Regions from separate parts of the Homo sapiens genome. Here region 2 is linked to region 1. Evidence: chromatin contacts called from ENCODE Hi-C or POLR2A ChIA-PET data. All regions are on one chromosome and are shown on one strand. Each heading gives the region's core, a stretch centred on a gene start or an enhancer-like site at or near the end of the contact. The rest is flanking DNA. Distances are from core to core; before and after follow the strand shown. Region 1 overlaps LOC101928306 (a long non-coding RNA gene). Region 2 overlaps LOC101928306 (a long non-coding RNA gene).

Evidence for each region. A loop is a pair of places that touch in the nucleus more often than their neighbours do. ChIA-PET counts read pairs that join two places held with the same protein, here RNA polymerase II (POLR2A). Pooled maps may share reads with other maps.
Region 2: a map of natural killer cell shows a loop between it and region 1 (2.8-fold over the local background). The contact joins two enhancer-like sites. A Hi-C loop is called at or near these places in 3 of 168 maps with a recorded cell type or tissue (B cell, natural killer cell and transverse colon) and 2 of 50 pooled maps. POLR2A ChIA-PET finds 5 or more read pairs at or near these places in 2 of 52 experiments (B cell and activated CD4-positive, alpha-beta T cell).

The regions. Positions count from the first base shown.
Region 1 is chr4:4,940,875-4,945,671 of GRCh38, reverse strand. The region is part of intron 2 of LOC101928306 (a long non-coding RNA gene); the gene reads right to left. Among named protein-coding and RNA genes, the nearest start is that of CYTL1, 76 kb to the left of the region's middle. Within about 2 kb of position 1,556, at least 6 of the 41 ENCODE cell types and tissues checked have a DNase peak (open chromatin) inside an H3K27ac peak, as active enhancers do.
Region 2 is chr4:4,987,904-4,992,921 of GRCh38, reverse strand. It overlaps LOC101928306 (a long non-coding RNA gene), which reads right to left. Exons shown (of 3, transcript NR_125893.1): 3 at 4,251-4,440. Among named protein-coding and RNA genes, the nearest start is that of CYTL1, 29 kb to the left of the region's middle. Within about 2 kb of position 1,486, at least 12 of the 41 ENCODE cell types and tissues checked have a DNase peak (open chromatin) inside an H3K27ac peak, as active enhancers do.

The sequences.
Region 1 (4,797 bases), core at 307-2,806:
TCCCCACCCAAATCTCATCTTGAATTGTAGCTCTCATAATTCCCATGTGTTGTGGGGGGGACCCAGTGAAAGATAATTGAATCATGGGGGTGGTTCCCCCCACACCGTTCTTGTGGTAGTGAATAAGTCCCAAGATCTGATGATTTTATGAGCGGTTGCCCTTTTCACTTGGTTCTCTCAATTTTCTCTTGCCTGCCACCATGTAAGACATGCCTTTTGCCTTCGGCCATGACTGTGAGGCCTCTCCAGCCACATGGAACTGTGAGTCCATTAAACCTCTTTTTCTTTATAAATTACCCAGTCTCGGGTATGTCTTTTTCAGCAGTGTGAAGATGGACTAATACACCATCTCTTTCAACTGTCCTCCAGCCTCCTGCCTGCCCTGCTATGGCACAGCCCCTGCCTCTGCTGCTCATGGGCCTCTTTAGCTCATCCTCCCGGCCCCCAGCCACTTCCACCCTACACTGGGCTCCAGGGAGGTGAGCTTACAGGCCAAGGCAGGCCACCTGGATAGCCCATGGAACCCCTTCCCTACCATTCCAATAATGCTATTTCCATGCACAGTTGCACACATGTGTGACGGTGTGTGTATGTGTGTGGGGGGGTGTATGAGAAAGAGAGAGAGACAGAGAGAGAGAGAGAGGTTTTATCCAGAGGAAATTAAGTCTCCCCATGATCTGCAGTGCCCAGACCTGGTCTGTTCAGTTCAGCTATCTAAGCTGCAAGTTTCTCTATGAGCAAAATGGGGGAAATAAGACCTAAAACCTAATTAATAGAGTTAATACATGCAAAGTGCTTAAAAGTCCACCTCAAATGTTCAAATAATGCTCACTGGCTAGTTTTATTGTATGATTAGTGCACAGATTTGTTGTTTCAATTAAATGAGATGCTATGTACAAGGGACAAAAACAATGCCAGGTAAACTGGAGCTGCTCAATGAGCAGTTGATGTTAATTTTAGGGATAAATGCTCAGGTCCAAAAACTTTGGGTTGATGACCCCAGGCAGAGTTGAAGTAGCCAAAACTCCCTCTCATTGGCCTGCATCAGAAGGTACAGGGTCAGGGATAGTCAAGAGCATTAACCAACCTGTGCTGAGTGCCTCTGTTTGCATTGCTCTGAAATTACTTAATATCCATAATATTAGAGGATGAACCATTTAATTACGCATTTCATTTACTCTCCACTACTCTTGCCCCCATCTGAAAGAGGAGGAGGCTGAGGCACAGAGAGACTAAGTAATGTGTCAAGATCACACAGCAGGTGAGTGTTGAAACTCTGCACAGGGCACAGGGCAGAGCTCTTTCTCTCAGGAAGCAGAGCTGGTCTTTGTGCAGAATCAGTTCTACCCAGCCATTCACTCCGAGAGGCAAAAAGGGGCAGCTGCTGGACCATTTGAAGTCCCCAACCCATGTGATAGAAATGCCTCAGCTGCCCACAGCCTGCCAAAACAGACCTTCACGTCACGGGCTGGTTCCCTCGCACACGGAGTCAACCAGCCTGAAACCACCATTGCGAATCTGTTTCCTGTTTTGACAGCTCACAATCCACCGTGCCACTGCTCTTTCACAAGTCTCCTCTGCCAGCCAGGCTGCTTCTGAAGCTCAGTCATGCTTTTAATAAAGGGCCGGCGGGGGAAATCAGTCCCAGGGAGCACTGCACAAATGTACGGGCTGAGAGGCTGCCGTTCAAATGTGTTCATTGTCCACAGACTCCCCTGGCCTCCAGGGTGCAGAGGCCTTCAGCCTCCACCAGTTTCTCAACCCCACTCTGAAAGGCAGGGGGTGATGAGAAGCATTGCTTGTGGCCTGGTCCCTCATGGTAAAAAGCTGGTAGTATCACACCCCCACCCCACAACCCCTGCCTCAGCCTGGCTGTGTGTGTGTGTGTGTGTGTGTGTGTGTGTGTGTGTGTGAGAGAGAGAGAGAGAGAGAGAGAGAGAACTTTCCAACAAACTCAAGCTCTGCCACTAACTAGCTGTGTGACCCTAAGAAGTCACTTATTTTTGGAGCTTAGTCTTCTCAACTGGAAAATGAGGGGCTTGGACAACAGTGATGTTTTCAAACCCAGAAGAATCCTAGAAATTTCTGGTTGTGCTTGGCCGATTTGAAAATCCTGGGTTTGATAAAAAGATAATTCGGTTCTAGAAGCCATCACCATTGTCAGAATCAACATTCGTTGAGCCTGGTGGGGTTCAGGATGTTGCCCTGAGAGCTGGGGTACTGAGAGGTATTATATCATTTTGTTCCATGCCAAATTGCTATTGCCTTAATAGTAGCTTCAGTTAACTGATAAAGCAATCAAATAGCAAGTATTTAGTGCCATCGTGGGCCAGGGAAAAAGCCAGAACCAACCTGAACTGTTCCCTGGGTTCAAATTCCACAATATTGCTGAGCTCAGAGCCCCATCTGTAAATTGTGGATTCTAATGCTTCCCTCTGAGTTTGTGAGAACCAAGGAATTGACATTTGAAAATGCTGGACACATCTGTGGTCGTCAATAATATGCCAATTTCTCTTTCCCCCAATTATCAAAGTTTAGGGGCTAGACTGTGCCACAGAGAATAAAGATAAGAACTTTTGGCTTGAAGAACTGTTTTATTTGGCTGAAGAGAAAAGACAAACACTGAGCGTGGCTCTGCAAGCCTGCTAGGGATTTTTGAAGAAAACATTTACAATCTATCTATAGAGATGAGTAATTACTCCTCAAAGCAGGTAAAACTCTGGCTTCCCAGGGCGCCTCACCTAGATATTTTTCTAGAGTTCCCCTTTGGAAACCACTTTTAAAACCAGAGAAATGTTTTTCAAATGTATCACTGTTGTTGCCAATTCATTCATTCATTCATTCATTCATTCACTCAGCAAATATTCATTGGAATAAGTACTACATCTTAGTGTTTGAGATACCACTAGGAAGTGCAATTGTAAATACGATGGTAAAGCCAGCCCTCAGTGTCCACATGGGACCCATGGGTACTGAGAGCTGATTAGAAGATATTTGAGCATCCATGGATTTTGATGTCCTCGGGGGTCCTGGACCCAATCCCCCATGGATACAGAGGGCCAACTGTATTCCTATTGTTATTTTATCATGGATGCTGTGGTTGTTGCTTTCATTACTTTTGATAATGATATCCCTGTTCTAAAGCAGCCGATAGCCTGGATTTGATTAATTTTAGCATCAGAAGTTATTTGGAGCTAAGTATAGCAACTCAAGAAACCTATGACGTGGGGTAATAGTAAGAATGTCTTCACAGTGCTTTCTCATAATATGCTTTTCCATCAAATCATTTACTGTATCCTGGTAAGACCTCTATTAAAAAGGAGCTATTTCTCCTACTATACAGAGAAGAAAAATAAGGCTCAGAGAGAGAAAAGATCTTGTCGAAGTTCACATAGCTAAAAAGTAGCTGAGCTGCCATTAAAATTTAGGTCCCTGACACAAGTCAGTAGGACTGTCACATAATAACCTGGCCAGTTATCTCACGATTATGGAAGATTTCATTAATAGCCCCAAATCCTCACCCCTCCCTGTATCACACTCTTTGCCATATGATTATTTCAGTTTTATCTCTTAAAAAAAACAAAAACAAAACAAAAAAAAAACAAAAAAAACAAGACTATTTCCCCACCCATTGACTTGGAGTTCAGCCACATAGCTTGCTTTGGTCAGTGGAATGCTAACAGGTGTGACATCACCAGTGGCCGGGATGTGTTTGGGTGGTTGGGTTTTTGTACCATTGACATGAGAAAAGCACACCTGGGTTAGAGCCTTGGTCTCTGGAGGAGGATGAGAGGTCTGTGGGGCCTGAGCTGGGCTGCCCCAGGGGAGCCTGGCTGAGCATGGGCCAAGATCAGTCACCCTCCAGCTGACCTCTGAGCTAACTAAATGCTGATTGTTGTGTGCTGCTGAGATTCTGGGTTTGTTGGTTAGGTAGTGTTATTGTGGGTAATATATATCTTCTCATCCTGTTTTTAGGGCTCAGTGGCAGCTACAGTATGGAGCAGTTCACCTCAGTGTGAGATTGAGTAGTACGAGGACTTACCTAGTGGCTAAGAACAAGATATATGTGACATGTGTTCTTAAGCATTTATCCTACTGATAAGTCATTCAAAGCACTATTTCTATGTTAAAAACACACTTGGTGTAGTATACAGCAAGATGGAAGGTATGCATGAATGAAGATCAAGTATTAGATTTTTATCACATTTTTCTTGTTAGAGGAACCCACTGTAAACTTTTCTCCCAGAACCCTTAGGACGGCCTCACTCTTTAACAGGAGTGCTTTCATGGAAAAATGAAACACTGGTCTAGTGGAAACTTGGACCATGAAGTACTGAGAGAAAGTTCTAGTGTTTTCCAACTGTATGATGCTAGGCAAGTCACTAGCCTCCGGGAGCCCCTGTTTTCTCATATAAGAGGGGGGCCCAGGCTCCAACCTAGGAGTGTGAGGAAAATCTCACTCTCATGCTATATAGTTATATAGCATGAGAGAATTTATGTTGCAAGTGTAAGGTATGGATGATGCTCATGACCTAATAAGTAAATAAAAATAACAAGTTTCCGTTGGCACAAACACGCTCTTCCACCTTTCTCCAGCAATAACTCTGCATAGAAACCCCAAGCAGTAAGTTCTGTTTCCTAGAATTCAAGAGGGACTTCTGAAATCATAGTATGCTCATGCCAAGACCCTAATGAATAGATTTAACACTGGTGCTACTATTATTTACCATCCAAGAGTGTTTACAGAGGCCAGTGGGGTTTGGGGTGCTGTCCAGAACCTATAGGTAGACACGGTCT
Region 2 (5,018 bases), core at 237-2,736, 47 kb before region 1:
CCCAAACACACACCCAAATAGCCACTAGGAGCGTCAGATGAAGAATCTCGGGGTGCTCACCCTAAAACTAGGAAGACTTGGAACAGATAAAATACCCAAGAGCTGGCCGGGCACGATGGCTTAAGCCTGTAATCCCAGCACTTTGGGAGGCCGAGGCGGGCGGATCATGAGGTCAGGAGATCGAGACCATCCTGGCTAACACGGTGAAACCCCTTCTCTACTAAATATACAAAAAATTAGCCGTGCGTAATGGCGGGCACCTGTAGTCCCAGCTACTCGGGAGGCTGAGGCAGGAGAATGGCGTGAACCCGGGAGGTGGAGCTTGCAGTGAGCTGAGATCACTCCACTGCACTCCAGCCTGGGCGACAGAGTGAGACTCCATCTCGAAAAAAAAAAAAAAAAAAAAAAAAGAAAAGAAAAATACCCAAGAGCTCTGTGGCTGTGTGCCTTGCTTCCATCTGGGGCTGGAGGTGATTATTAGCTTTGTTCCAGTTGGTGCCAAAAAGTAGAATTAAGAGCACGCATGGAGGCCAGGCACAGTGGCACACACTCATAACCCTAGCACTTTGGGAGGCTGAGGCAGGAGGATCTCTTGCGTCCAGGAGTTCAAGACCAGCTTGGGCAGCATGGCAAAACTCTGTCTCTACTAAAAATACAAAAATTAGTCAGGTGTGGTAACACATGCCTGTAATCCCAGCTGAGGTGGGAGGATCGCTTGAGTCTGCAGGACGAGGTTGCAGTGAGTGGTGATGGCACCACTGCACTCCAGCCTGGGCGACAGAGCGAGGCTGGAGTCTGTCTCAAAAAAAAAAAAAAAAGAAAAAAGGAAAAAAAAAACAGCACGCACGGAAGCGAGAGCTGTCCAGGGGTGTCCAGGAATGAAATTGGCTGGCCTGGGCATAGGAGTAAGCCCCTCATCCCAGGAGCCACCAAGGAGAGACAATGTTACCTCTTGGGAAGAAAGTAGAGGGCATATCTGCATTTGAGGTTGGACAAAGTGACCTTTAGTCATCCTCCCAAAACTGCAGATTCACAAATCTGTGAATGAAATGTCCCGAGAAGGGAGCCGTGAGAAGGCCCTGAGAAGCAGCCACCCGCCCCTGCCCGGATTCCCACTCCCGTCAGGAGACACCTAAACCGAGAGAGCCAGCAGGCTTGAGGAGCCCGTGTCCACTGCCCCACTCCACAGACGGGAGCACAGAGAGTGGAGGCAGGATGGACTCACACAGCCTCACATATCTCACTCCTGCTCACTCCTGCCCAGTGGGCCGAATTCAAGACCCCTAAACGCCTCCGCTCACTCTGTTTCCTTATATTTCACTTGTGATTTTTTAAAAGGTCAGTTTATTTCCTATGATCTGCAAGAAGGCAACTGGTATGTGAAAGGGTGAGTGTGGGTGGCTGTTTCCAGTTAAACAAGAGAAAGTTTTTCTAACTGTGTCAAAACTGTGGAGGAGAGACTGGCTAGGCTTCATTAGGATCAGCCCGCGGCGCCCAGGCGCGGCTTAGTCACTGTGGCTTCCTCACTCCTCAACACTTAACCAGCATCTTTGGTCCCCCACCCCCAACCCTGACAAATCTTTAGGCTCTGCCTGGGGCTTGGTGGCAGCCGTCCGAGGTTCTCCAGCCCTTGACAAAGGTCAGTCTGTAGGCCCATCACAGCCAGAGAGCATGGAGGCTGTGCTCGGGCCCTGCTGACTCATGTGGCTGACAGCCAGCGATCCAAGGCTCCACGGGCACTGCTTTGCATCACAGGGTGTCAAGCCAGTGGCAGGGACCCACCCAGGCCAGCCAGTCTCCACTCCCAAATCCAACCCAACCCCGCCCTGCTGCAGGGCTCTCAGCCTTGGGCACTGGGGGCGTCTGGGGCCACCTAGTCCTTTGTCGGTGGTGGGGCTTTGCACTGTGGGGTGTTTAGCCACAGACCCGGCCTCCACCCACAGGATGTCAGCAGCATCACCAGATGATGGCCCAGTCATGACAGCCAAAAACGCCCCAGACATGGCCAAATCAGGGCCCAAATCAGCCCTGTGTTGAGAAGCTCTGAGCTACAGCCAACAGCATCCTCCCTCTTTGTCTTGTTTCCAAAATATTCTTGTGAGGTTCTACAGGAAAAAAGAAAAAAAATGCCTAAGTTTTTATGTCGGGATGTGGACAAGAATGGGAGGCCACAAGCCCTGGCTTGACCCCATGGAGGTCGAGGGTGTTTTACACAGGGCCATCACACATGGACATCACCTTGCTGGCACCTAGAGGCATTGACTGTGCCATCCCTAACCCAATCCAGCCCTCTCCTATCATGGAGGAAGAAAGTGCAGCCCAGAGAGGTTAAGCAACCAGCTGGAAGTCACACAGCAGGCTTAGTCATCTAACCCCCTATCCAGTGCTCTTTCACCACCCTACACCAAGCCTGGATCCAGCCAGCACTCACCAGGAGGCTAAAACTTTGCGGAGGCAAAACATCCCCTTCCAACAGGAACTCAAGACAAGGGCAGAACCTCATTTTCATGTTACAATGCTGTGAAAATGTGCAAAGTAAAATGTGGTAAAAACATGGGTTGGGGCCAAAGCGGTGGAATGAGAAAATACTGCTTGCCATGTGAGCCGGCTAATAAAAGGAAGAGCCCAGAATTGTTTGTTGCGATTATAAGGGTCATTTTTTCCCCCTATAAAAAAGAGTAATTTTCATTTACAGGGACCCCGGGCAATTTTCCATCTAATTTGATGTTTTATAATGTCTGCAGAGCCACACAACCTCAGTAGGCTGTGGGGGCCATAGACGTTTTATTTTCAGATGTTCAAGGTTATTGGTTCATCAAGAGCAAAGGGAAAATGTGACCCGGTTTTCATGAGTCCTGTTAAGAAAGAGGGCAGGGGATGGTCTGGGTGGGTGGAAATGAATTTGCTGTGAAGCCCCCAACCCTCAGTTGAGTGCCACCCCCACTCCATTAGCACCCAGAACACCAGGCTGGTAAGGCTGGGGCAGAGTCATTGCCCCAGGTGAGGAAGCTGAAGACGACACCCTGCCTCCAGTCCAGAGCACTGCGCCACCCGGCTGACCTGCCTGCACATACATGGCCCACCCGGTTCTCCTGTTAGGAGTTTTATGTATGTTTCTCGTTTAATCATCACAGAGGCCCATGGAGTGTGGGGACTGTTATTATCTCTGGTTTACAGATGAGGAAACTGGGCTTAGAGAACTTAGCTACTGGCTTGAGGCCGCCCGAACAGGAGCTAAGAGTTCTAAATCTAACTACTCTTTCTACACCGTGGCATAATCCTCTCACCGCCACTGTCATACTAGATCCTTCCTGCTCACCCAGGCCCCACCTCTTTTGGCTTCACAAGATGGGTGCATGGTAGGGGGTGTGGGATACAGAGGGTGAAGGAGACGCAGTCTTTACCCTTAGTGCTTACAGGATCGTTGGAGACTTGAGACAGCCATCCAAAACCAATCCCAATGCACAGTGCATCATGCAGGGCCTCAGTTTCCTTTTCTGTAAAATGGGCATGACACCACTGATTTGACGGCAAGGTTAGGAGGCTTCGATGAGATAACACCATTGGGAAAAAACTTGGTCTTGATAACAAGGATTGCTCCTGTCTTGCTGAGACAGCAAAAGAAAGAAGGAATTATGGGAGTAAGGACTAGAGACGGAAGGTGAGAAAAGACGGAGCGAGGAGGAATCAGGAATGGAAGCAGAGAAGCACAAGGACAGCTGAGAGAAGAGCACAAGGTAGGGTGCCCATGGCTGGGCTTTTACTGCGCACTCAGTGTGTACCAGGCCTCGGGCTGGGTGCTTTACGTGCATAAAGCCATTCAATTTCCAACAGGGAGAGTGGAGGCGATTATTTCTACTTTACAGAGGAACCCTCTACTGCGTGACATGGGCATGGACCACAACCCAAAGGTTGTTGTGACAGAGCTCTCAACCCAACCTGGGGACCTGGAGGGATCACCGTGGGACAAAAAGGCAATCAAATTCCCAGCTCCTGGAACAGGCCCGTTCCTTCTTAAGATCTCTGTTCTTCCAGGACCATCTCTGTGCCCAGTAACACAGACTCGGTAGAAAGCAGGGAGGGACCGTAGTAAATGCAAATGTTTTTGTTTTACACAATACCTGTTCTTATAGAAATAGAGAAGACCACAGATGAGCTGGGAGAAAAGGAAAACCTCCTGAATCCCAATCCTTAGACACTGATGCATACATTTCCAATATTTATACCAAATGGGATCATAATGCATCTTGTATTTTGCAAGTTCTTTTTGAACTTTATTATAATGGACAGCTTTCCACATCATTAATATTCTTGTACAGCACTGAAATGACAAGCACTGTTCAGCCGTTGTAGAATGTTGTCTAACAATTTCCCAATTCAGCAGGCCTCCTTCACCCACTTTTGCCTTCCTTATGTCAGTTATCCACGATCAACTGAGCTCTGGAAGTAGATGAGTACAGTACAATAAGATATTTTGAAAGAGAAAGAGACCATATTCACATAACTTTTATTATAATAGATTGTTATAATTGTTATTACAGTAGATTGTTGTAATAACAGTAGATTGTTATAATTGTTCTTATATTACAGTAGATTGTTATGATTGTTCTATTTTATTATTAATGTTGTCAATCTCTTATCGTGCCTGCCTAATTTATAAATTAAACCTTATCATAGTTATGAGCGTATAGGAAAAGACATAGCGCATTTAGGGTTTGATTCTATCTGAGGTTTCAGGCATCTGCAGGTCTTGGAACATATCCCCTGCAGATAAGGGGATAAGTTGATAATTGTGATAATTATCACAATTTAGAAAGTGGCTTTGGATACCCTCATAACTAAGGTTCACATCGTCATTTGCAGTAAAAAGATAACATCACACAGCACTCAGTACCAGATAGGAAAGACAGAAGGGGTTTGTGGGCAGAGAAGGGAAGAGTGGCGAGCAGAGGGGCTGGTGGAATTTGCTTCCAGGTGGTAGAAGATGCGGAAATTCCCTGCTTGTTAAAACAAGAGAG